Regions from separate parts of the Homo sapiens genome. Here regions 2, 3, 4, 5 and 6 are each linked to region 1. A link is a contact called in ENCODE Hi-C or POLR2A ChIA-PET data. All regions are on one chromosome and are shown on one strand. The core of a region is the stretch at or near the end of the contact, and the rest is flanking DNA. Distances in the headings are between cores, read along the strand shown.

Evidence for each region. A loop is a pair of places that touch in the nucleus more often than their neighbours do. ChIA-PET counts read pairs that join two places held with the same protein, here RNA polymerase II (POLR2A). Pooled maps may share reads with other maps.
Region 2: a map of ascending aorta shows a loop between it and region 1 (5-fold over the local background). The contact joins the promoter of GTPBP2 here to the promoter of TOMM6 in region 1. A Hi-C loop is called at or near these places in 3 of 168 maps with a recorded cell type or tissue (CD4-positive, alpha-beta memory T cell, ascending aorta and naive thymus-derived CD4-positive, alpha-beta T cell) and 13 of 50 pooled maps. POLR2A ChIA-PET finds 5 or more read pairs at or near these places in 1 of 52 experiments (HEK293).
Region 3: a loop to region 1 is called in a pooled map, with 15 times the contacts of the local background. The contact joins the promoter of TJAP1 here to the promoter of TOMM6 in region 1. A Hi-C loop is called at or near these places in 6 of 50 pooled maps. POLR2A ChIA-PET finds 5 or more read pairs at or near these places in 2 of 52 experiments (GM12878 and activated T-cell).
Region 4: a loop to region 1 is called in a map of naive thymus-derived CD4-positive, alpha-beta T cell, with 15 times the contacts of the local background. The contact joins the promoter of MEA1 here to the promoter of TOMM6 in region 1. A Hi-C loop is called at or near these places in 1 of 168 maps with a recorded cell type or tissue (naive thymus-derived CD4-positive, alpha-beta T cell), 1 of 37 single-sample maps with no recorded cell type and 11 of 50 pooled maps. POLR2A ChIA-PET finds 5 or more read pairs at or near these places in 1 of 52 experiments (PC-9).
Region 5: a map of CD8-positive, alpha-beta T cell shows a loop between it and region 1 (7-fold over the local background). The contact joins the promoter of PEX6 here to the promoter of TOMM6 in region 1. A Hi-C loop is called at or near these places in 1 of 168 maps with a recorded cell type or tissue (CD8-positive, alpha-beta T cell) and 7 of 50 pooled maps. POLR2A ChIA-PET finds 5 or more read pairs at or near these places in 1 of 52 experiments (GM10248).
Region 6: a loop to region 1 is called in a map of naive thymus-derived CD4-positive, alpha-beta T cell, with 31 times the contacts of the local background. The contact joins the promoter of CNPY3-GNMT here to the promoter of TOMM6 in region 1. A Hi-C loop is called at or near these places in 1 of 168 maps with a recorded cell type or tissue (naive thymus-derived CD4-positive, alpha-beta T cell), 1 of 37 single-sample maps with no recorded cell type and 9 of 50 pooled maps.

What each region holds. Positions count from the first base shown.
Region 1 is chr6:41,785,970-41,789,597 of GRCh38, reverse strand. TOMM6 (translocase of outer mitochondrial membrane 6) reads right to left here and starts at 1,904. Exons shown (of 3, transcript NM_001382294.1): 1 at 1,773-1,904; 2 at 262-366; 3 at 1-30. The coding sequence starts at 1,900. The coding sequence ends at 270. It overlaps PRICKLE4 (prickle planar cell polarity protein 4), which reads right to left. Exons shown (of 8, transcript NM_013397.6): 7 at 3,266-3,470; 8 at 2,146-2,836. The coding sequence ends at 2,469. RefSeq lists enhancers at 1,457-2,146, 1,217-2,216 and a silencer at 2,837-3,356.
Region 2 is chr6:43,627,186-43,630,813 of GRCh38, reverse strand. GTPBP2 (GTP binding protein 2) reads left to right here and starts at 1,550. Exons shown (of 12, transcript NM_019096.5): 1 at 1,550-1,837. The coding sequence starts at 1,652. It also overlaps a transcript of MAD2L1BP not described here. RefSeq lists enhancers at 521-740, 1,361-1,540 and silencers at 1,601-1,740, 1,761-1,840.
Region 3 is chr6:43,475,809-43,479,436 of GRCh38, reverse strand. TJAP1 (tight junction associated protein 1) reads right to left here and starts at 1,867. Exons shown (of 11, transcript NM_001350562.2): 1 at 1,809-1,867; 2 at 1,205-1,350. RefSeq lists an enhancer at 724-1,517.
Region 4 is chr6:43,012,166-43,015,793 of GRCh38, reverse strand. It overlaps MEA1 (male-enhanced antigen 1), which reads left to right and starts at 1,848. Exons shown (of 4, transcript NM_014623.4): 1 at 1,848-2,008; 2 at 2,405-2,679; 3 at 2,766-2,868; 4 at 3,173-3,628. The coding sequence starts at 1,981. The coding sequence ends at 3,324. It overlaps KLHDC3 (kelch domain containing 3), which reads right to left and starts at 1,545. Exons shown (of 11, transcript NM_057161.4): 1 at 1,446-1,545. PPP2R5D (protein phosphatase 2 regulatory subunit B'delta) reads right to left here. Exons shown (of 16, transcript NM_006245.4): 16 at 3,452-3,628. RefSeq lists an enhancer at 1,597-1,716 and a silencer at 1,927-1,976.
Region 5 is chr6:42,977,100-42,980,727 of GRCh38, reverse strand. PEX6 (peroxisomal biogenesis factor 6) reads left to right here and starts at 1,547. Exons shown (of 17, transcript NM_000287.4): 1 at 1,547-2,459. The coding sequence starts at 1,578. LOC124900215 (a long non-coding RNA gene) reads left to right here. Exons shown (of 2, transcript XR_007059580.1): 2 at 1-186. RefSeq lists silencers at 745-941, 1,596-1,975 and enhancers at 1,136-1,185, 1,346-2,287.
Region 6 is chr6:42,927,483-42,931,110 of GRCh38, reverse strand. It overlaps CNPY3-GNMT (CNPY3-GNMT readthrough), which reads right to left and starts at 1,631. Exons shown (of 5, transcript NR_134892.2): 1 at 1,390-1,631. CNPY3 (canopy FGF signaling regulator 3) reads right to left here and starts at 1,631. Exons shown (of 6, transcript NM_006586.5): 1 at 1,390-1,631. The coding sequence starts at 1,540. RefSeq lists enhancers at 913-1,022, 1,333-1,592, 1,235-1,736, 2,043-2,092, 2,103-2,152 and 1 more.

The DNA of each region.
Region 1 (3,628 bases), core at 655-3,154:
GATTCGGGTTCAGCACAGGATTCCATTTGTCTGCAATCAGATGATAAGACGACAGGTGGCATTAGAACTGTAAAAGTATGGGAGGGAAACTGGTAAGAGATACTTAAATCCCTTTCAACATCTGAAAACACATTTAACTAGGAATAGTTAAGGGTTTTACATCACATTCTTTTGTACATTTCATGAATACTTGACAGAAAACATTGCTTCACCCAGTCTCTAGGTCTCCTAAGACACGCATGGGTGTAGTTCAGTGCTTACCTACTTGGCTACACCCCTGGCTGAGGTGCCATGAGGTCAATGTCACTCAAGTTCCTGGCCAGCCAAACTCCCGCAGCAAAGAGTCCCAAATTTAGTATCAAGTTCCTGGAAAAACAATGTGTTTTATTAACCCTGTGGTCACTGAGTCAGTTGTACAGTTAACGAAATGTACTGGGGGGAAAGGCTTCCATCACCACCTTCCCGAGGCGTTGATACGTGGTTGTGACGGCAGGTTGCTCAAGACCCACGTGGGAATTTGGAGTTCATTTTTGTGCCTAGTAAGTGTAAGGTCAGGCTGGGCGCGGTGGTTCACGCCTGTAATCCCAGCACTTTGGAAGGCCAAGGCAGGCGGATCACGAAGTCAGGAGCTCGAGACCAGCCTGGCCAACATGGTGAAACCCCGTCTCTACTAAAAATACAAAAATTAGCTGGGCGTGGTGGTGCGCGCCTGTAATCCCAGCTACTGGGGAGGCTGAGGCAGGAAAATCGCTTGAACCCGGGAGGCGGAGGCTGCAGTGAGCTGAGGTCCGCCACTACACTCCAGCCTGGGCGACAGAGCGAGGCTGTCTCAAAAAGAAATAAATGTGGCCGGGCGCGGTGGCTCACGCCTGTAATCCCAGCACTTTGGGAGGCAGAGTCGGGTGGATCGAGAAGTCAGGAGTTTGAGACCAGCCTGCCCAAGATGGTGAAACCCCGTCTCTACTAAAAATACAAAAATTAGCTGGGCGTGGTGGCGCGCGCTTGTAATCCCAGCTACTGGGGAGGCTGAGGCAGGAGAATCGCTTGAACCCGGGAGGCAGAAGGGGCAGTGAGCCGAGATTGCGCCTCTGCACTCCAGCCTGGGCGACAGAGTGAGACTCCGTCTCAAAAAAAAAAAAAAAAAAAAAAAAAAAGGCCGGGCGTGGTGGCTCACGCCTGTAATCCCAGCACTTTGGGAGGCCGAGGCGGGCGGATCACGAGGTCAGGAGATCGAGACCATCCTGGATAACACGGTGAAACCCCGTCTCTACTAAAAATACAAAAAATTAGCAGGGCGTGGTGGCGGGCGGCCGTAGTCCCAGCTACTCGGGAGGCTGAGGCAGGAGAATGGCGTGAACCCGGGAGGCGGAGCTTGCAGTGAGCCGAGATCGCGCCACTGCACTCCAGCCTGGGCAACAGAGTGAGACTCCGTCTCAAAAAAAAAAAAAAAACAAAAAAGAAATGTAAGATCAAACGCAAAGCCCAGCTAAAGCACTAGTCCAGGGCCGAAAAAGCCTGTTTACGTGCTAGCACTTCTTCCCTTGATCAGGGTGACATTACAGATACAGCCACATGACAGAAAGATCGCTTTTGCCACACGGGAACTCTCCTGGCCAGGGATCTCAGTGAGGCACAGCCAGAGCTACGAAGACGCCACAATGCTGGTAATGTTAAAAAACAAAAACAAAAAACCCTGAGGCGCCAGCCTCGCAAGAAAGGGGAAATACGGATTTAAGGGCCAGAAAAGGACCAAGTTCCTCGGGCTCGGTTACCTCCGGAAGTCATTCCTATCAGTGGCAAAGCGGTAGACGCCCCGAAGCCAATCTCCCACGTTGTCCGGTATTTCGGGAGTTTCATTAGCCGAGCCAGCAGCGCTCACCGGGACAGTGCTGGAAGCCATAGTGGAAAGCTTCGCATGGGCCTCGGTGGAGGAACCGTATCGGCGTCGCCGGTGAATGACGCACCTCCGGTCTGGCACTTCCGGCTGCTACCGGCCGGCAGTGGGGGCGCTGTTCGCTTAGTCCGACATCCGGAAGAGGGACGGCCCTCTGCTGCGCCTCCACGAACTCTAGGAGGGGAGGAGCGCGGCCCGGTTCTACGGTCCCCTGCTCCCGGTCCCACCTCCGGCTCTCCAGCCGGTAACTGTCACGCGTGCTGTGATCATTTAATTGGCTTGGGAGGAGGATGGTGGGGACGGGGCTGTCCCAGCCTGTGGAGGTGGGGGTAGGGGCTATCTCAGCAGGGGAAGCGTAGCTTTGGGGAATGGGTTTTGCCAAGAAAGTCTCCGCCAAAAGTCTTAGAACGCGCAGTACTGAAGGGGGCGCACTCCAAACTTGTCACCTCGCCGCCTCTTGCGGGCGTGCGCCTGACTGCGTCTCAGTCTAGGATTGTTAGGGGGAGGCTAGCCTTGTTCTCCCGCTTTACAGACCCCTTTCCTCCCACTCACATCCCCTCTCTGAGCTGCGCCACTAGCACATGGTGCAGTGCGTCTTAGAGGCGTTGCTGTCCTCTGCTTGGAGGCTTCCGGGGGTCTTCCAGGACTGGGGAAGGCGCTCGCCTAAGAAAAATCCTTCAGGTTCCGAGTCAGAGGAGGAGGAGCAGGTGGAGAAAGGGGTGTCCTTGGGATCACGAATAGTCTCCAGGCGGCATTGCTCCTGCCCTTTGGGTGCCTCCGCTTTGTCCCCAGGTCGGTTCTCCTGCTGGGGACTGGATCCAGGCAGCCCCCTCTGAGTTTGCAGGCTGGAACCGCCGGCAGCAGCGAGGAGTGTTCGGGAGAGGGTTGCAGAGTTCACCGAGGTTTGGTCCCTTCCTTCAGTTCGGTCGAGTCCAGTCTCCCCTGTTCCGGGCCGGGTCGGAAACGCTGGTCTCAGAGCCGCGGAGCTGGACCTACACCGCAGCTAGTGGGGGTGAGGCCCAGCCTCCCGCCCCGCCCAGCCCCTGGGCCGTGCGCGCCGCCGCCGCCGCCGAGAGTCCTCGCCAGGGTCCCCCGCCTCCACCAGAGGGCGTCCGCCTCCCGCGCCTGGGAGGGAGTCTGGCGCCGCAACCCCGACCGCGGCGCGGGGTGGGTTCGGGCGGCCCTTGGAACGCTCCGGCCAGGGATGCGCGGTGAGAGCTGCGGGCCCCGAGGCTTGGGTCTGGGGGGTGCGGTGGGGGCGCTCCTGGAGGGACGGGACGGCGTGGGACCGGGGCGAGGGTCCCAGCCCGGGAGAACCCCCACAGCCCAGCCCAAGCTCCCTCCCGCTTTGCTCTGCATCCTCTCCCTTACCAAGGAATGCCTGCCCTTCCAGTGCCCCGGCCCAGCTCGAGCCTGCATCCGAGTAGCGGTTCTCGAAGCAGCTGGGGCAGCAGGGGCTTCCCCCAGGCAGGGCATAACGTCCCCCGCCCAGAGGCCCGGCGCAGTCCTGGCAACAGAAGTGGTTCTCATGCCAGCGCTGTCCCTCCGCCTCGGTGCAGCGCCAGGAGAAGATCAGCTGGGAGAGGGAGAGGGAGAGGGGAACGTTTCATTCATTCATTCCCTCATTCATTCATCCAGTAACCACGCCTTTTACCCAGTTAACGCTAAAGCACGTCTGCACACATTCCCATTTAATTCACTCAGCCACTTTTGGACGCAGGGAGGACTGATTGG
Region 2 (3,628 bases), core at 301-2,800, 1.8 Mb before region 1:
CCTCAGTCTCCCGAGCAGCTGGGACCACAGATGTGCACCATCATGCTGGGCTAATTTTTTTTTTTTTTTTTTAGTTGGAGTCTCGCTCTGTTGCCCAGGCTGGAGTGCAATGGCGTGATCTCGGGTCACTGCAACCTCCGCCTCCCGGGTTCAAGCGATTCTCCTGCCTCAGCCTCGCGAGCAGCCGGGATTACAGGCATGCGCCACCACGCCCAGCTAATTTTTGTATTTTTAGTAGAGACGGGGTTTCGCTGTGTTGGCCAGGCTGGTCTCGAACACCTGACTTCAGGTGATCCGCACACTCCTTGGCCTCCCAAAGTGCTGTGATTTACAGGCGTGAGGCACCGCACCCGGCTGAGTTGTTTAATTTCTTGACCGTGTATGAGCACCTCGCAGTTCGAGAAGAGGGGAGAAGTGGACACACTGTGAGTGGTCTGAGTCATGAGACAGCCATGCGGCTGTGAATTGAGCCCTAGCGTCCTGACTCGCAGCTCAGCAACATAACTGCTTTTCCACCCTGCCTTTCTGTGTTCTGTGCACTGGCTTATGTCGCTGAATGTATGTACTCTGTAGAGTGCAACAGCACTAAAGAGCTGGAGATTGCTTCACAAGAGAGTCAAAAGCCAAAAATCCCCTGTGGCCCTAGGCCAAGTTTCTATTCCCGGCCACTGCCCCGCCCTCGTGGTGGTTGGTGTAACCCGAGCCCTAGCCCCGCCCGAAGTAGGGGCCAGGCCCCTCCTACAGTCTTGGCCGTTTAAAACCAAACTCAGTTCTTCCCGATTGGTTCTGCTTCAAAACAAAGGGGAGGAGGAATACTCGCTTTGGGTATGCTTGCAGCCTTCGGGGAGGAAGCTGGTTTACGGGTTCGGGTCTCGTGTCGGGGCCACCGCGGTGCCTCCGGTTATTAAAACCAGCCCCTGGACGGTGCCAGCCTGGTAATAAAGCAGTGACTACTATGTAAAGGTAGCATAATCATCCCAACAATAACAGCCGTAATTTGGCTAATCACCATCCGCCTCCGCCCTGGCGTTCGCCCTGACTCACCCCAGCGGCACGCGGGCCATAGGGGAAGAAACTGAGGCAGAGGCGGAGCCAGCAGGCTGGCGGCACCAGTAGCCTCAGTTCTGCAGCTCTCGAGGTCCAAAACCTGTTGTCTAGGATCCGCGCTAAAGGGCCAAATCCCGGAGCGCCCACAAAGCTCGATTCTGATGTAAGCTCTTCTACGCTGGTGTCCTCGCGTCCCCACCCCAGGCCTCGAGGCTCTAAATTCCCCCCAAGTCCTAGAAAAAGAACATAGCGCGAGGACTGGAAGTCAGACTACAGCTCCCTTAAGCCTTTGCGCGCCAAGGCGCGCTCCTTCCCCACGCCTCCGACGACTCCCGCGGCCACTTGCGCCGCGATGCCTCCTGGGAGTTGTAGGGCGGCGACGTGTCATTTAAGTGAATTCCCAGGCCTGGGGACTCTATATCCCGTGGTGCCCCGCGGCTGTTTCTGACGCGACCCGGAGGCCAGGGAGGTGGGGGGCGTAGCTTGTGCAGAGCCCCACCCCACTCTGCTCAGGCCGGCCGGACACGGCAGTGGCAGTAAGGGCGGCGGCGACGGCGGCGGCGGTCGGGGGAGGGGCCGGGCGGGGGGCTGGCGGCAGCGGCGGATGGACTCGCGGGTATCGGAGCTGTTCGGCGGCTGCTGCCGGCCCGGAGGGGGCCCGGCCGTGGGCGGAACCCTCAAGGCTAGGGGGGCCGGCAGCAGCAGCGGCTGCGGGGGGCCAAAGGGAAAGAAGAAGAACGGAAGGAACAGAGGGGGCAAAGCCAACAACCCCCCGTATTTGCCCCCCGAGGTGAGCACCTGAGAAGTGGTAGGGCGGGAAGAAGCCACTCTTTCCGGCCCAGGACTCTAGGGAGGCGGGACCCAGATAATTAATCTCCCCTTCCGGTGTCGAGACCCCAGGGAGGAGGGGCACGGGAGGAGAACACCTCTTTCAGGTCCCGGGACCCCAGGGAGGAAGGGCAGAGACTGGACTCTCAGGTGACAGGACCTCAGGGAGGAAGAGTGGAGAGGGAGGACTCCCCCTTCTGATCTAGATTACCCCAGGAGAGAAGTAGAGAAAGGGGATCCCAGGAAGAGCACCCCGACCAACTGCGTGTGCCGCCATAGGGCAAGAGAGACTGCATCCTGGGACGAGAGGCAGACAGTAACCACCACTTCTTCTAAACTTGTTCCACAGGGAGAAGGGGAGTACCCGGGAAAAGAGCAATATGTTCCACACGGACACACACACAGTACTCGGGAAAAGAGCAGTATGTTCACTACACACACACACACACACACACACACACACACACAGCCTAAGCCAGTGGTTATCAAACTTTGGCATGTATCGAATCACCCGGATTGCTGGCCCCCAACGCCTGGCCAATTTTATTTTTTTATTATTTATTTATTTATTTTTTTTGAGACGGAGTCTCTGTTACCCAGGCTGGAGTGCTGTAGGGCTATCTCAGCTCACTGCAACCTCGGCCTCCCGGGTTCTCAAGCGATTCTTCTGCTGCAGCCTCCCGAGTAGCTGGCATTACAGGTGCCCGCCACCACGCCCAGATAATTTTTGTATTTTTAGTAGAGATGGGGTTTCACCATGTTGGCCAGGCTGGTCTCAAACTCCTGACCTCAGGTGATCCACCCGCCTCGGCCTCCCAAAGTGCTGGGATTGCAGGCGTGAGCCTCCGTGCCCAGCCTAGAATTTCTGATTCTTTCTTACTAGTGAGGATGGGCCTGAGAATTTGCATTTCTTATAAGTTCCCGTGTGATACTAATGCTGCTGGTCCCAGGACCTCACTTTGGGAACCATTGGTCTGGGCCCTAGACTGTCATTCTTGTACCACATTTTTTGAAGCCACCCATCCCCAGAAAAATGATTAAAAGGTTTTTATTGATGGGGAAAAAAAATAATCTCCTTAACACACCATGAAGTGGAGATTATGAGTGAAGACCTGTTAGGGCCTGGGAGCCAGACAGCCTTGAAGGGATGGAATGATAGGAAGGGAAGAGGAAAACTAAAATATCCAGAGAGGCGGGTAGAAAAATGCAGACTGGCCAAACAGGCAAATCCCATATCCCTTTGTACCTGGGAGGGGAAGCCTCAGGTAACAGGGTGCTTCTGTGCTGTGCTACCCACTGGAGCTAGAAGAGACTGTGGGGTGGATTCAGGATTTCACCTCCACTGAGGTTAGGGGGCAAGAGGTAAAGGCCATAGCGAGTCTGTCCGCTTCATTACATTTTCTGAGTTTTTCTGTTCCTCTCAGCCCCAGCTTTGGAGCTCTTCTCCTCTCTCACCTAGATCTTCTCGGTCATCAGGCTTGTAGTGACCATTGCTGAGCTCACCCTTTGGCTCTGATCCAGAACCTCTTGCAGCCTCTTACTCTAGATGACATCAGCTGAAAGGGGCAGGCAGGGAGGAAATGGTGTTTCCTAGACCAGTGACAAAGAAAGGTTTTAACAGCCTGGGCACAGAGGAGACATAGACTTCTGGGAAAAGCAGGTTTGAGGCCCTGGAGGTGGGGAGGAAGGGATGATCTTGCATCTAGGAAGAACGTGCTGCCAGTGATCAAAGAATGGATTGATTCAGTGTTCT
Region 3 (3,628 bases), core at 618-3,117, 1.7 Mb before region 1:
GGGGCACGAATTGTCCTCAGAAAAAGGAGGTTCTCAACCTTCAGAAACAGAGTCACAGCTACATATCATCAGTTCTTCAAATACCTAAAGGTACTGAAGCTGACCTAGTAACAGTGACTTGGGTTGTTCTGTTTGGAGTAAGCCTTTGATTGGGGGGACAGGTACAGAGCAGACAGTAAATGAAGAGTTCTAGATCAAACCATCCTAGTCCACCATGAAGCGATGCTGATCCTGAAGCAGGCTTCAATAAGAAGGCTACTCCCAACTCTGGCTAGGGCAAAACACTCACCAAAGGAAGTGAAGGCCACATTCACTGTGTTCTCTGGCTCCAGTCCCTTTCCTTTCTCTCCAACACCAAATCCACTACCTCTCAGGCCATGCTTAGTTTGGCTACTGAGACTGATATTTTTCAAAAGTGGTTTGATGGGAAGATTACAAAGGAGAGAAAAAAACTACCAGAAAAGAAAAGAGCAAGTTCCATGATCCTTTCTTTGCATCACCACACTTGTCCAACTGTAAAGTAGCTCTCAAATATTAGGGGTCTCAAGGATAGGCAGTGCGGTGCTAAACATTCCCAGAGCTTTACATCAGTCCACTTGATCTCTTACCAGAAACTGATCTACATTTTTTCTCTCTAATCCCAACCTGCCTTTCCCTCACCTCTGATACCCCCACCAAAATCCACATCCCCAGAGGAACACTAATGAGCCCTTCTTACCAAAAAAGCAAAAGTAGACACACAGCGAGAATGAATTCAGGAGTCAGTGACAGCAGGTACCTAAATGGTCAGTGAACACGATCAGAATTTGTTTTCTCGTGACTCCCCACCATCTGTCACCCACAAATCTCCACTTCCAGGCAGGACGCCAAAGTGAAGAAGTGATGGGGATATTGAAGCAGAAACAATGAGCATGTAGGAAACTGCTTGTGACAGGGATGTGTTAACATCCTTCGGCCTGGTCTCTAGGCCTCTGTCCAGGTTTACTTGCATAGGTGAAGGCACACAAGGCTTAATTCTACACCAACTCTCAAAAGTCAGCCTGCAATCTACGCCAAACACTAACTTAAGGACCTCAGACAAAGGACAAACTCTATAAAAGTGAGCCCTTTTCAGACCAAATGTTTCTTGGCATCACTCTAAGCCCATGCATCCTCCTCCCAGGGAGCATGCCAGCCAGAAACCTGTCACTGGAAGCCACCTTACCCGCTCTGGGGTTGGACTGGGGCAAGTCGCTATCTCTTCTTCTTTCCAAGTAGGCACTGTAATTTCTTCCAGTCCCTGGGGCACCTGAATCTTCAGCTGAAATTGGGGCAGATGCTGCTAACAGCTGTGGAAAGGCTGATCTAAGCCTAGAAGAGGGTCATTTGACTGGCTTTAGTTCCCTCCTTAGCAGATCTGCCCGGCATCCTCCAGATCTCTCTTCCTCACTATCCCACTCTACTAGAAAGATCCCTTTCCCCTCTGGCCGGCCAGATACAGTCGGGCCTCTATCCCACGCTCCAGGCTTCTTTATTCGCGGCTAAGAAATTTTCCTCCAACTTGTGACTCTGCTTCTCCAGGGCCTGCACAACACCTACTTCTGGCTGCCCCGCCCCCAAATCCCCCTCCCCTAGGGCTGCCACTGGACCCTAGGGCCCCGGTCCGCCCCAGCTCCTTTTTTTCCTCTCCGCCTCGGACCTTACTCCATTCCATCTCCTCTTTTCAACCCTGGAGCCAGTACCCCCTTCGCCCCTACTACAGGCTAGGGCCCCCGCAATCCTCCCCAACTCTGGCTTCCCCGCCCGACTACTCCAACCCCACAACAAACTTTCCGCCGCTGCCAGCTGCGTTCAGGCCGCCATCTTGCCGCGGGGCAGGCCGGGTAGTGGCCAGGGCCGCGGGAATCCCCACGCACTTGGCGTGTCGCGTCATCTGAGGCGGGGCCATGGGGGCGGGGCCTCGGGTTGGGGAGGTGGGACACTAGGTAGGTGATGGTGAAAAATGGGGCTCTCCTGAAAGCAGGGATTGGAGGACTGGCCACAGAAGGAAGGAGGTGTCAGGAGCAGGGCAATAGCGGGAAGCGGGGAAAGAATCCAGTACTGAAAGAAAAAAAAAAAAAAAAAGAATAGGGGAACACATCTCAAAGATACAGTGGGAGAGAGAATCGTGCTACTGGTTCCCCGTCATCCAGAGAATAAAACCAGCTTTTCAGTTTGGCATTCAAAGATCCGCATGATCCAGGCTCTTCCACCTTCATCAGCCTCATTTTTTGCCTCTCCTGGGAACTTCAGGTTCCCAAATTGTCCTTTGTTTTCAGGACATCGGGCCTTAAGATGTCTAATCTCTCTCCTCCTCCTTTGCATCATCAATTCCTCCTATTCCTTCAAACCATCAGCTAAAATGTCACCTCCCCCAGAAAGATTTCCCTTTAGTGCTCCTTTTGCTGGGCATCACTAGCAACTTGTACATAGCTTTACTGTAGCTGTCCCGTGCAGTGTAATTATTTATTTACATGTTATACCACTTTTGCCCTGCTGCTTCTTCAGGGCAAAAACTATGTTTGATTGCATCTTCATACTCCCTAGCAGGTGCTTGGCACACAATAATTGCCTAATGAATAAATGGCATGTTTTCCTCCAATGCATTAAGCATATTTCTGCCTCAGGGTCTCTAAATTTGCTATTCCCCATACCTGGAATGTTCTTCCTCCAAATATTGACTCTCATTTGTGTCTTTGCTCAAGTGTCATCACTTTAGAGAAGCCTTCCTTGGCCACTCAATCTAAATCAGCATCCCTATTCTCCTTTACCCTGCTTTAATGTTTTCATTCATAGTACTTATCATTATCTGACATTATATTAAATATTTATTGTTTATTGATCATCTCCCCACTACAAAGCAAACTCCAGAGGTCTGGGATGTTTTCTTGCTCATCACAGTATCCCCAGTGTCTAAAACAATGCCTGGCATAGTAGGTATTCAATAGATTTTTTTTATTCTGTTTGTTTAATTAATTAATTAATTTTTGAGACAGGGTCTCACTCTGTTGCCCAGGCTGGAGTGTAGTGGTGCGATCTCGGCTCACTGCAACCTCCGCCTCCCGGGTTCAAGTGATTCTCCCACCTCAGTTTCCTGTGTAGCTGGGATTACAGGCGCATGCCAGCTAATTTTTTGTATTTTTAGTAGAGATGGGAGTTCCACCATTCCACCATGTTGGCCAGGCTGGTCTCGAACTCCTGACCTCAAGTGATCCACCTGCCTCAGCCTCCCAAAGTGCTGAGATTACAGGTGTGAGCCACTGCACCGGCCAGTAAATATTTATTGAATGAATAAATGGTATGGAGGTTGGTGATTGACAGATTTTGGAATATACTGGTGGAGAAGAGGGGTTGAAAATACTATAAAATAAGAAAATGCATAGATGGAAGTTACATGACCTCAAGGCCCCACTTAGCACTAACAGGAATGGTAGCAAAGACAAGCCCCAGACTCAGCAAAGGAGAGAGTGAGATGAGGATCAGGTGGAATTCTGCAGCTGGGTCCTCAGGGAGCACAGCCATCCTAGGAAAGCCCCAGGGCACCGAGCAGGCCAGGTAGAGGAAATGAGGAAGGCTGGAGGCCAGGAGTCTCCTCAGACCTAAAGACATC
Region 4 (3,628 bases), core at 599-3,098, 1.2 Mb before region 1:
CAAACTCTGCCTCCCTCCCGGGTTCAAGCGATTCTCCTGCCTCAGCCTCCCAAGTAGCTGGGATTACAGGCGCCTGCCACCATGCCCAGCTAATTTTTGTATTTTTAGTAGAGATGGGGTCTCACTATGTTGGCCAGGCTGGTCTCAAACTCCTGACCTCAGGTGATCCACCGTCCTCGGTCTCCTGAAGTGCTGGGATTACAGGCGTGAGCCACCATGCCCAGCTGGTCATGGTCTCTTAAACACAACCTGTCAACCTAGTGGCACGTACACCTGGGTACATCTGAGGTTTTTTCAGGCAAATCCTTGCAACTGACAATGCTTTTGCTGGCAAGCATCTCCTGAGTTTGGGTGTATCATCATCTGCTCCCTGTTTAAGAAGCCCTGGCAGAGGAAAGGGCCAGGCAAAACCTCAGGCACTAAAACAGCTCAAATAAGGGAGGCCCCTTGCAGGAAAGAGACATGGCTTTCAGCTGGCTTGCTAGTCCCACCCACCCAACCTCCCCCAACTCCACACCCTAAGCTTTAAATAGCCATGGGACCCATCCTGAAATAGCCCCAGCAGGAAGCTACTCTCACTTCATTACTCCCGCTCTCCAAAATATCTTGGGTCTGGGCTTGTGGAGACTGTTAGGAGGTCGATGGGCTTAAGAATGGAAGTCTTCCATCCTCCCTTATATTCTCTATTCTTCCCTTCAGATATGTCAAGGTAAAGTAAAATATGCACAGGAGAGGAGATAAGCAATTCCAGCCAAAGGTGGAGAAAAAAAATTTTAGTTTCTCTGCCATATAAACAACTCAAATTCAAGGAGAACAAGCCCCCAGGCGCTCAGGGGCTCCTCTTATCCCTGGGTCTCCCCAGTCCTCCATCACCACCAAGCATTTTCAAACTTCTTCTATTCCCTTAATGTATCTACCCGCCTGGTCTCTTGCATTTTTTATTCCCCATTTCTCGCCCTTCTTGATCTCGTGAGAGCTTTGCAGTTTTCTCATTTTTCCTTCTCCTACCATTCCAAGCTCCACCCAACAGCCCTCCATTTTCCCACCTCCACTAAGGAAAGAAAAATTAGCATGCACTGACCACGATACCCCTCTCTGCATATGACTCTATCCCTGTCTTCTTCCAGACATTCCGGCCTCCCCTAGCCCACCACGCCAGACACCCCTCCCCTTCCATTATGCTCAGCTTCCCTGTTTTCATGGCCCAGTCTTCCTTCCCATTTCCTTCATTGCTTCCTCCAGACACCAGGTCTCTCCTACCCATCTCCTCGCCATCCTCCCCTAGCCCTGCTTTCCCCATTAACACTCTCCTTTCCCATCATCCCCCTAGCTCCCTCCCCACCCCCACCTCATCACTCTCAGGCCCCTCCCCCGCCACTCCAGCTCCAGACAGCACGTCCTAAGCCCCCTAATTCTCCCTTGCCCTTCTACCCATCCCAGGCTACCTGCCAGGCCGAGCCGGGGCGGGGCCGCGGGTCCTCGAGCTGCCTGCAGCCTAGAACCCGTTGCGCGCCAACCGACGCCTTAGTCCCCAACGAGATAAACACAGCCAAGCTCGGTTCTTCCGGCGGGCAGCTGTGCGCGCACGTGCAGTCGTAGCTAAGTGCCGGAGGCATTTCGGGACTTGTAGTCCATACGTTTCCTGAGGGACGAGAGGGCTGAGGAGTGGGCAGGGGCGTAGGAGAGATTCTGCGCATGTGCAAATATGTGTCGAGACCGAGGAGGCCACTGGGTAATGCAGTCCTTTGTTTTTTGGGCTGGGAATGACGGAGGCGGGGCAAGGGGCGGACTCCTCGTCCTCGCCAGCGTCAATCATGGATATGGGGCGGGGCTGGAGGACTAGGCACCTCTGCACGTCCTGCCCCGCCGGAAGTGGAGGCCGCGGGCTCTGAGCGGGTGAGGCGCGCGGGAACACCGGCGCCGGGATTCGGATGGGGGCGGGTGGGGGACGCTGCAGCTGGGGCCATTTGAGGGGAGCCCATGGGGCCTGAAAGGCATCTGTCAGGCGGTACAGAGGGGGTCCTCTAGGAGAGGGGAGAAGGGGGCGGGTACGCCGACCTGTTTAGGGGAGTCTGATGACCCAGAGTTCCCAAGTCGCGGGGGAGGCGTGGCGCGGGGAGCCGGGGTTCTGGAAGGGGTGTCTTTTAGGAGGTGGCAGGGCCTCCGGTTGGGCGTTTAACTAGGAAGTGGCGGAGCAAGTTGGTGGGGCCTGGTTCAAGATAAGAACCCCGACTTAGGAGGGGGAGGAACGAGAGGCTGGAATTGGGGCGGAGGGGTGGAGGATGCAGGAGCCTCGGGGAGGAGCTGGTTTTTTGCACGCAGGAGACTACAAGGAGATGATGAGAGGATGAAGATGGGCCTGGTTTCATCCGATCCCTGTCCTACCGCCTCCCTGTTCTTGCAGCCCCTGCCCGGATGGCAACAGTAGTTCTAGGAGGAGACACCATGGGCCCTGAGCGTATCTTCCCCAATCAGACTGAGGAACTGGGACATCAGGGCCCTTCAGAAGGCACTGGGGATTGGAGCAGTGAGGAGCCTGAGGAAGAGCAGGAGGAAACGGGGTCGGGCCCAGCTGGCTACTCCTACCAGCCCCTGAACCAAGATCCTGAACAAGAGGAGGTGGAACTGGCACCAGTGGGGGATGGAGATGTAGTTGCTGACATCCAGGATCGAATCCAGGTAGGGTGGAGGAGGGATGGTTCCTGAACAGGTGAAGCTGGGCTCCCTGAAAGCCTAGACCCAAACGGTCTTCTGTGGCTCTGCAGGCCCTGGGGCTTCATTTGCCAGACCCACCATTAGAGAGTGAAGATGAAGATGAGGAGGGAGCTACAGCGTTGAACAACCACAGCTCTATTCCCATGGACCCAGGTAAAAGATCATTCTTTCATTCTGGAATAATTACTAAGGAAATGAACTGGCATGAGTCAGTAGAAGGAAGTTTCAGAGGAAGACCCTATCCTAAAAAGATAGTTTGTAAACTAAGATTTTGTAGACTTCAGAGTCCAAGTGAAATGCTCTTTTGCTAGCTTTGGGGATGGGCAGGCTTGCCTTAAAGTAACAAGGTGGATTTGGTGACCCTAGCAGCCCAAGGGCTCTGGGTTGATTCGGGGATTGGGGAGGGGAGCTGGTCCCATTATTTCTATGCCTGAATGGCCTCTGGCTCTGATTTCAGAACATGTAGAGCTGGTGAAAAGGACAATGGCTGGAGTAAGCCTGCCTGCGCCAGGGGTTCCTGCCTGGGCTCGGGAGATATCGGATGCCCAGTGGGAAGATGTGGTACAGAAAGCCCTCCAAGCCCGGCAGGCATCCCCTGCCTGGAAGTGACCACAGTGAGAGCTGCCTTATATTCCTACATTCCAGGCCAGAACCAGCACAGGACTGAACACATCCCTGGTTGTAATGTCCATTTCCATCTTCCCCGTCTCCCTTTCCACATCAAGGCACATCAGACTTCTCAGAGACCCACTTTATTCAGTTCTGTACATATGGGGACATCGGTCCAAGCCCAACCCACCTTAGCATGTATCACTCTGTGGAGAATAAAGCACCCTATGTACACAGCCAAAAGCCGCACTGCCTGCGCCCCTGGAACCTGGGTCCGGCCTTCCTCAGCCCCTGGCCCCTCCAA
Region 5 (3,628 bases), core at 298-2,797, 1.2 Mb before region 1:
TTCATTTATTGTAAGTGAAAATAATTGTTAATAATTGGAAATGCAGTGGGACATGATGGCTTATGCCTGTAGTCCCAGCACTTTGGGAGGCTGAGGCCTGAGGATCTCTTCAGACCAGGAGTTTGAGACCAGCCTAGGCAACACAGAGAAACTCTGTCTCTACAAAAAATAAAAAATTAGTCCAGGCGCAGTGGCTCATGCCTGTAATCCCAGCACTTTGGGAGGCGTAAGCAGGTGGCTCACTTGAAGCCAGGAGTTCGAGACCAGCCTGACCAACAGGGTGAAACCCCGTCTCTACTGAAAATACAACATTAGCTGGGTGTGGTGGCACACACCTGTAATCTCAGCTACTTGGGAGGCTGGGGCAGGAGATTCTTTGAACCTGGGAAGCGGAGATTGCAGTGAGCTGAGATCGTGCCATTGCACTCTGGCCTGGGCAACAAGACCGAAACTCCGTCTCAAAAAAAAAATTGGCTGGGTATGGTGGCGTGTGCCTGTGGTCCCGGCTACAGTTACTCGGGAGGCTGAGGTGGGAGATCACTTGAGCCTGGGACGGTAGAAGCTGCAATGAATGGGGATCGTGCCACTGTACTCCAACCTGGGTGACAGAGTAGGACCCTGTTGCCATAAAAAAGGAAATGTGGCCTACCACTAGCTGAGTGTCTTGTACAGAACAGTGGAGGTGAAGAGAAGGATGGAATCTAAATAACAGCACACGCAGGAAGTCGACTGTTGGTGTTATGCTGACAGAAGCCTTGAACTCCTTTCCTTCTGCCTGCTCTGCTGCCTGCCCCGCTCTAGGATAGAAAGTGAATGGGTTTCCGATCTGCAAGGATTTGGGGGGGGGGGGTGAAAGAAAAGCTGTTTTGTCTTCAACTTAAGTTTGGTGGGAGTAAAACAAACAGAACAATGAACAGGGCAAGAAGTCCTGGAACATGGGTTTTGTGCCAGATGTGCTGGAACATGTGTGGTGGCACCAAGCACTCCAGGGCTGTATGAATCACATCTAGTAATTCACTCAGCAGCCACTATATACCTATAAGCAAGTGTGAGACAGTTTTCTAATCCTGCTACTCCCTCCTGCAACCTTTCCTGCAACCCTCAAACCTCAGTGCTCACAGTTCCACAGGGGAAGCTGCAGGAGCTCCGCAGAGGAGCGGACTCCTTCCGAAACATTTCACCTAGAGCTCCCAGTACTGGGCCCAGTCATCCCGAGCATGCTGACTGTTCATTTATCAGTCAATAAACTGTTACGTTCATGCCACGGGGAAAAATAGTTAAGAGAACATTACTTCCGTAGAAGGCAAAGATAAATCCCTTAAGCACAAGTTCAAATGGCGCATGGGTAAACGCTACGCAACCGCAGCGATGAAGGTTACTGCCTATCGAGGCACGACGCAGATCAATCCGAGGCGCAGCTAACCCCCTCAGAGCAAGTTCGCGGCACCCGACCCCCCTCCCCTTTTCCTCTGGCCTCCCCTGACGGAAGCGGAAGCGGCCCTCGCGCACACTAGTCGTCTGGCTCTCTGGCTCCGGAAGCTGCGCTCCTTCACCCTCCTCGTTGGTGTCCTGTCACCATGGCGCTGGCTGTCTTGCGGGTCCTGGAGCCCTTTCCGACCGAGACACCCCCGTTGGCAGTGCTGCTGCCACCCGGGGGCCCGTGGCCGGCGGCGGAGCTGGGCCTGGTGCTGGCCCTGAGGCCTGCAGGGGAGAGCCCGGCAGGGCCGGCGCTGCTGGTGGCAGCCCTGGAGGGGCCGGACGCGGGCACCGAAGAGCAGGGTCCCGGGCCGCCGCAGCTACTGGTTAGCCGCGCGCTGCTGCGGCTCCTGGCACTGGGCTCCGGGGCCTGGGTGCGGGCGCGGGCGGTGCGGCGGCCCCCGGCGCTAGGTTGGGCACTGCTTGGCACCTCGCTGGGGCCTGGGCTCGGACCGCGAGTCGGGCCGCTGCTGGTGAGGCGCGGAGAGACCCTCCCAGTGCCCGGACCGCGGGTGCTGGAGACGCGGCCGGCGTTGCAAGGGCTGCTGGGCCCAGGGACTCGGCTGGCTGTGACTGAGCTCCGCGGGCGGGCCAGACTGTGTCCAGAGTCTGGGGACAGCAGTCGGCCCCCACCCCCGCCCGTGGTGTCCTCCTTTGCGGTTTCTGGCACAGTGCGGCGACTCCAGGGAGTTCTGGGAGGGACTGGAGATTCACTAGGGGTGAGCCGGAGCTGTCTCCGTGGCCTTGGCCTCTTCCAGGGCGAATGGGTGTGGGTGGCCCAGGCCAGAGAGTCATCGAACACTTCACAGCCGCACTTGGCTAGGGTGCAGGTCCTAGAACCTCGCTGGGACCTCTCTGATAGACTGGGACCCGGCTCTGGACCGCTGGGAGAGCCCCTCGCTGACGGACTGGCGCTTGTCCCTGCCACTTTGGCTTTTAATCTTGGCTGTGACCCCCTGGAAATGGGAGAGCTCAGAATTCAGGTAGGATAAAGGACTGGGGTCAGGAGTGCTTCCTCTTTCTTATACCCTCTTCTCTGTCTTAGGTAAATTGGAAGATTTAGGACTCGTGCCCCATATCATCCCGGACTTTGAACATAATGTTTCTAGCCGGGCGCGGTGACTCACGCCTGTAATCCCAGCACTTTGGGAGGCCGAGGCGAGCGGATCACTTGGGGTCGGGAGTTCGAGACCAGCCTGACCAACATGGAGAAACCCCGTCTCTACTAAAAAAATGTAAAATTAGCCGGGCGTGGTGGTGCATGCCTCTAATCCCAGCTACTTGGGAGGCTGAAGCAGGAGAATCGCTTGAACCTGGGAGGCGGAGGTTGCGGTGAGCCAAGATCGCGCCATTGGACTCCAGCCTGGGCGATAAGAGTGAAACTCTGTCTCAAAAAAAAAAAAAAAAAAGCATAATGTTTCTTAGCCTCATTTATCTATTTTCTTTTTCTTTCTTTCCTTTTTTTTTTTTTTTTTTTTTTTTTGAGATGGGGTCTTGCTCTGTCACCCAGGCTGGAATGTGGTGATGCGATCTCGGCTTACTGCAACCTCCGCCTCCCAGGTTCAAGCGATTCTCCTGTCTCAGCCTCCTACTACTGGCTCGCGCCACGACGCCCGGCTAATTTTTGTAATTTTTAGTAGAGACGGGGTTTCACCGTATTGGTCAGGCTGGTCTCGAACTCCTGACCTCAGGTGATCCACCCAAAGTGTTGGGATTACAGGCGTGAGCCACCTCACCCGGCCTATTGATCCATATTCTGTAATCAAAATATCATAAGCCTCCATAATGTAGTGGGGCATACAAAAGGCTTTCATCCATTCAGGTGAAAGGTGAAGTTTGGGTGTGGTGGTGCATGCCTGTAATCCCAGCTACTTGGGAGGCTGAGGCAGGAGAATTGTTTGAACCTGGGAGGTGGAGGTTGCAGTGAGCCCAGATCACACCACTGCACTCCAGCCTGGACGACAGAGCGAAATTCTGTGTAAAAAAAAAAAAAAAAAAAAGTGAGGTTTCAGATGTGTATGTTAATCTACTCAATCTAATTAGTTTATTGAATTGCTACAATGTATTCAGTATTGTGCTTTATAATATGGAGGATGATGTCTCTGTGCTTTTGCTCATTCTTATCCTTGACTTCAAATTGTTTCCTATTATT
Region 6 (3,628 bases), core at 382-2,881, 1.1 Mb before region 1:
CAAGACCAGCCTGACCAATATGATGAAATCCCATCTCTACTAAAAACACAAAAATTAGCTGGGCATGGTGGCATGCGCCTGTAATCCCAGCTACTCAGGAGGCTGAGACAGGAAAATCGTTTGAACCTAGGAGGCAGAGGTTGCAATAAGCCGAGATCTCGCCACTGCACTCCAGCCTGGGCAACAGAGCCAGACAGTCTCATAAAAAAAAAAAAGGAAAAAAAGAAAAGAATGTACGGGGGAAGGCACAGGCTTGAACTCATACTGGGTGCCCTACCAGTGAAGTCGGCTTATCTCTAAAGCATCCTTTTAATCTCTCTAATGGAAGGATTATGTGTCCGAAACTTACCCCAAACCCACTTTCCAGTGTTTAGGGAACATCTGGCCTGATGTAGGCTTTCAATTCAGATGAGAGATTCACAGCCAACTTTCTGGGGGCCCTGGGGTTACGGGGCTAGGAAGGCAGGCATGACTGTAAGGTCTGAGGAGAAAACTAAGGGACGGAGTTGAGGAAAAAGAAATAGGTCCTTTATAGTCCTGGCTCGCTGGTAGCTCCCTCTCTCTCTCTCTCTGTAGTTCCTCAACGCCTATGTCTTTGGGACTCACCTTTTCTCCAAAGTCCTAAAATCTTCTTTCAAGTTCCCCATAGGCTCTATTGTTCCCCCAAAGGGCTCCTCAGATCCAGATCCTCCTCCTCACACACACCCACAGTCTCCCATTTAATCATCTGTATTCTCAAAACATTTATTGAGTGCCTACCAGACACTGTGTGAATACGTATCTAAGACAAAAATTCCTGCCTTCGAGGAGTTGTTAGTGGGTGCAACAGACAACTACACAGATTGGGTTGCAGTGAGGGCAAAAGGGGAAAGTCTTAGGTTTTTTTCCCCCAAGATGAGTCATCTGGAGCTTTTCAGTTCCTCAAACTCGTTCTTAGCTTCTCAGCCGGCAGGCCTCTGCCTCTGTAGTTTCCTGAGTGGGCCCCTCTCTTTCCACTTCTCTTCATCCGGCTAACTCCTAATGCCTCTTCGTGCTTCCTGTATGAAGCCCTCTTTGACTCCCCTCTGCACACAGCCTTCGCCCACCCCCTCCCCCACTCCAGGCTAGACCAGATGCTCCTCGTCCGGCCCCCAAAAGGAAGCTCTGTACCTCCCCTATCATGGCATCTACTACTCTGAATTATCATTGCTTGTTTCTACCAATGTGTGAACTCCAGGGGTACCGGGACCAGATCTCTCGTCCGCCGCAGCGTCCCGGCGCAAGCCTGTTCAAGGAAGGAAGACACCCTGCAGAGCTCGGAACCTTGCAACCCCCGACGCTGCTCCGCAAGCACCACCGCTGGAGCCAGCCCCTCCGGCAGGATACGCCCCACGGGCCCCGCCTCCTCACCTTCGCATTTGCTGGGCAGGCGAACCCAGTCGTTCTCCTCAGCTCCGGCCTGGCTCGGGCCCAGCTCCGGGGCCGGCAGCAGCAGCAGCAGCAGCAGCAGCAAGGGAAGAAGCAGAAGACAGCGGGACGCGGGCTCAGGCATTGAATCCATGGCCCGGCCGGGCCCGGACCCTAAAGGACCGGGCGGTTCCTCCTCCCGCGGCGCGCGCGGAGCAGTTTCCCCTCGCCGCTTCCGGGACTGCACACGTGCCTCCGAGCAACCACGACAACAGCTAGCCTCCCGCCCGCCCTCCTCTCGCAGCCGCAGCCCGCCTTCAAAGCGGACCAAGGCCCGCGGACGGCGCAGCCAATAGGCTTTCTGGGGTTTGCTCTCTAGCTAATGGGAAGACTATCTTTTTACGCCCTTGGCCAGTAAGAGAGCAGATGGTGGCCTCAGCGACCTATGGCAAAGTCCTTTCCCACCCCCTAACGGAGGCTCTGGGAGAGAGAGGATGCAGGACCAAGACCCGAGAAGAAGCCTGCGTCTGGGCCTGGGTGGGACGGATTCAGGCGCGCAGGTGCTGGAAGATGTGGGGAAGGCCGTCTTCGCGGCTTTCTCCGCCTCCTCGAACGTCACTTCCCTCCTGGGGTCCTAATGCCGCAAGTCCTTACTGAACATCTGTTTTTAAATTTTATTATTGGTATTGTGGTTGTTATAGCCGGGCACTCTTGTAGGCGCTTAAGGTGCAAGCAGGACGACTCAAACTGTCCCCAGCCTTCACACTTTTTTAGTAGCCAGTAGATTTGTCCTAGTGAGAACTAGAACAAATGACTTCCTCTCTGAGCCTGTTTCTATTTGTATGACGACAAAGTGATCCTCCTAGCTGCTGTGGGAGCTTGCCTGTTGTTGGGAAGCTCAAATAGGTTAATAGAATTAAAGCTTATCGAGCAGATTGTAAAAAGTTCAGGCATTAATTTTCTTTTTGTATGTAATCCCAGCCCCTTTTACTGCCCTATTATTTATTTCTTGATTCTGAGCTCTCAGAAGGCAGAAATTTAGCCGATTAACGATTGTCTCTCCCTTCCGCTTCCCCAGCAACAACAGGGTGCCTGGCACAAGGAGATACTCAGTAAAACTCTCATCTGCTGTGTCATTAAGGGGAACACTTAATGGCTCACGCCTGTAATCCCAGCACTTTGGGAGGCCGAGGCGGAAGGATCACCTGAGCCCAGGAGTTGGAGACCAGCCTGGGCAACAGATTGAGACCCTGTCTCAACAAAGAAGAAGAAGAAGAAAAAGGCCAGGCGCCGTGGCTAATGTCTGTAATCCCAGCACTTTGGGAGGCCAAGAAGGGAGAACTGCTTGAGGCCAGGAGTTCGAGACCAGCCTGGTCAACATAGCGAGACACCCCCCCCATCTCAAAAATAAATAAATCAAAATAAAAAATAAAGAGGAGGCCGGGCTTGGTGGCTCACGCCTATAATTCCAGCACTTTGGAAGGCCGAGGTAGGTGGATCACGAGGTCAGGAGTTCAAGACCAGCCTGGCCAAGATGCTGAAACCCCATCTCTACTAAAGATACAAAAAGTTAGCCGGGCGTGGTGGCACACGCCTGTAATCCCAGCTACTCGGGAGGTGGAGGCAGGAGAATTGCTTGAACCTGGGAGATGGAGGTTGCAGTGAGCCGAGATCACGCCATTGCACTCCAGCCTGGGCGACAGGGCAAGACTCCATCTCAAAAATAATAAATGCCGGGCGCGATGGTTCATGCCTGTATTTCCAGCACTTTGGGAGGCCAAGGCGGGCAGATCACAAGGTCAGGAATTCGAGACCAGCCTGGCCAATATGGTGAAACCCTGTCTCTACTAAAAATACAAAAAAAAATAGCCGTGGTGGTGGGTGCCTGTAGTCCCAGCTACTTGGGAGGCTGAGGCGGGAGAATTGCTTGAACCCTGGAGGTGGAGGTTGCAGTGAGCCGAGATCGCGCCACTGCACTCCAGCCTGGCGACAGAGCGAGACTCCGTCTCAAAAAATAAAAATAAACAAATAAAAATAAAGAGGAGCACTCTTGGTCTTCTTTAGGCTGCCCCTGAACTCAGTGTCCTACAGACGCACACAGACCAAAGTTGCTTCTCTGGGAAGTTGTCTGCAAATTGGCCATAAAACCCTGTTCCCTGATACCTTCTTGTTTCCTTCCTAGAGGTTGGATATTTATGCTATTTTATGAAGACTTCAGAGCACTGAGGCCCAGGCCTTGCCA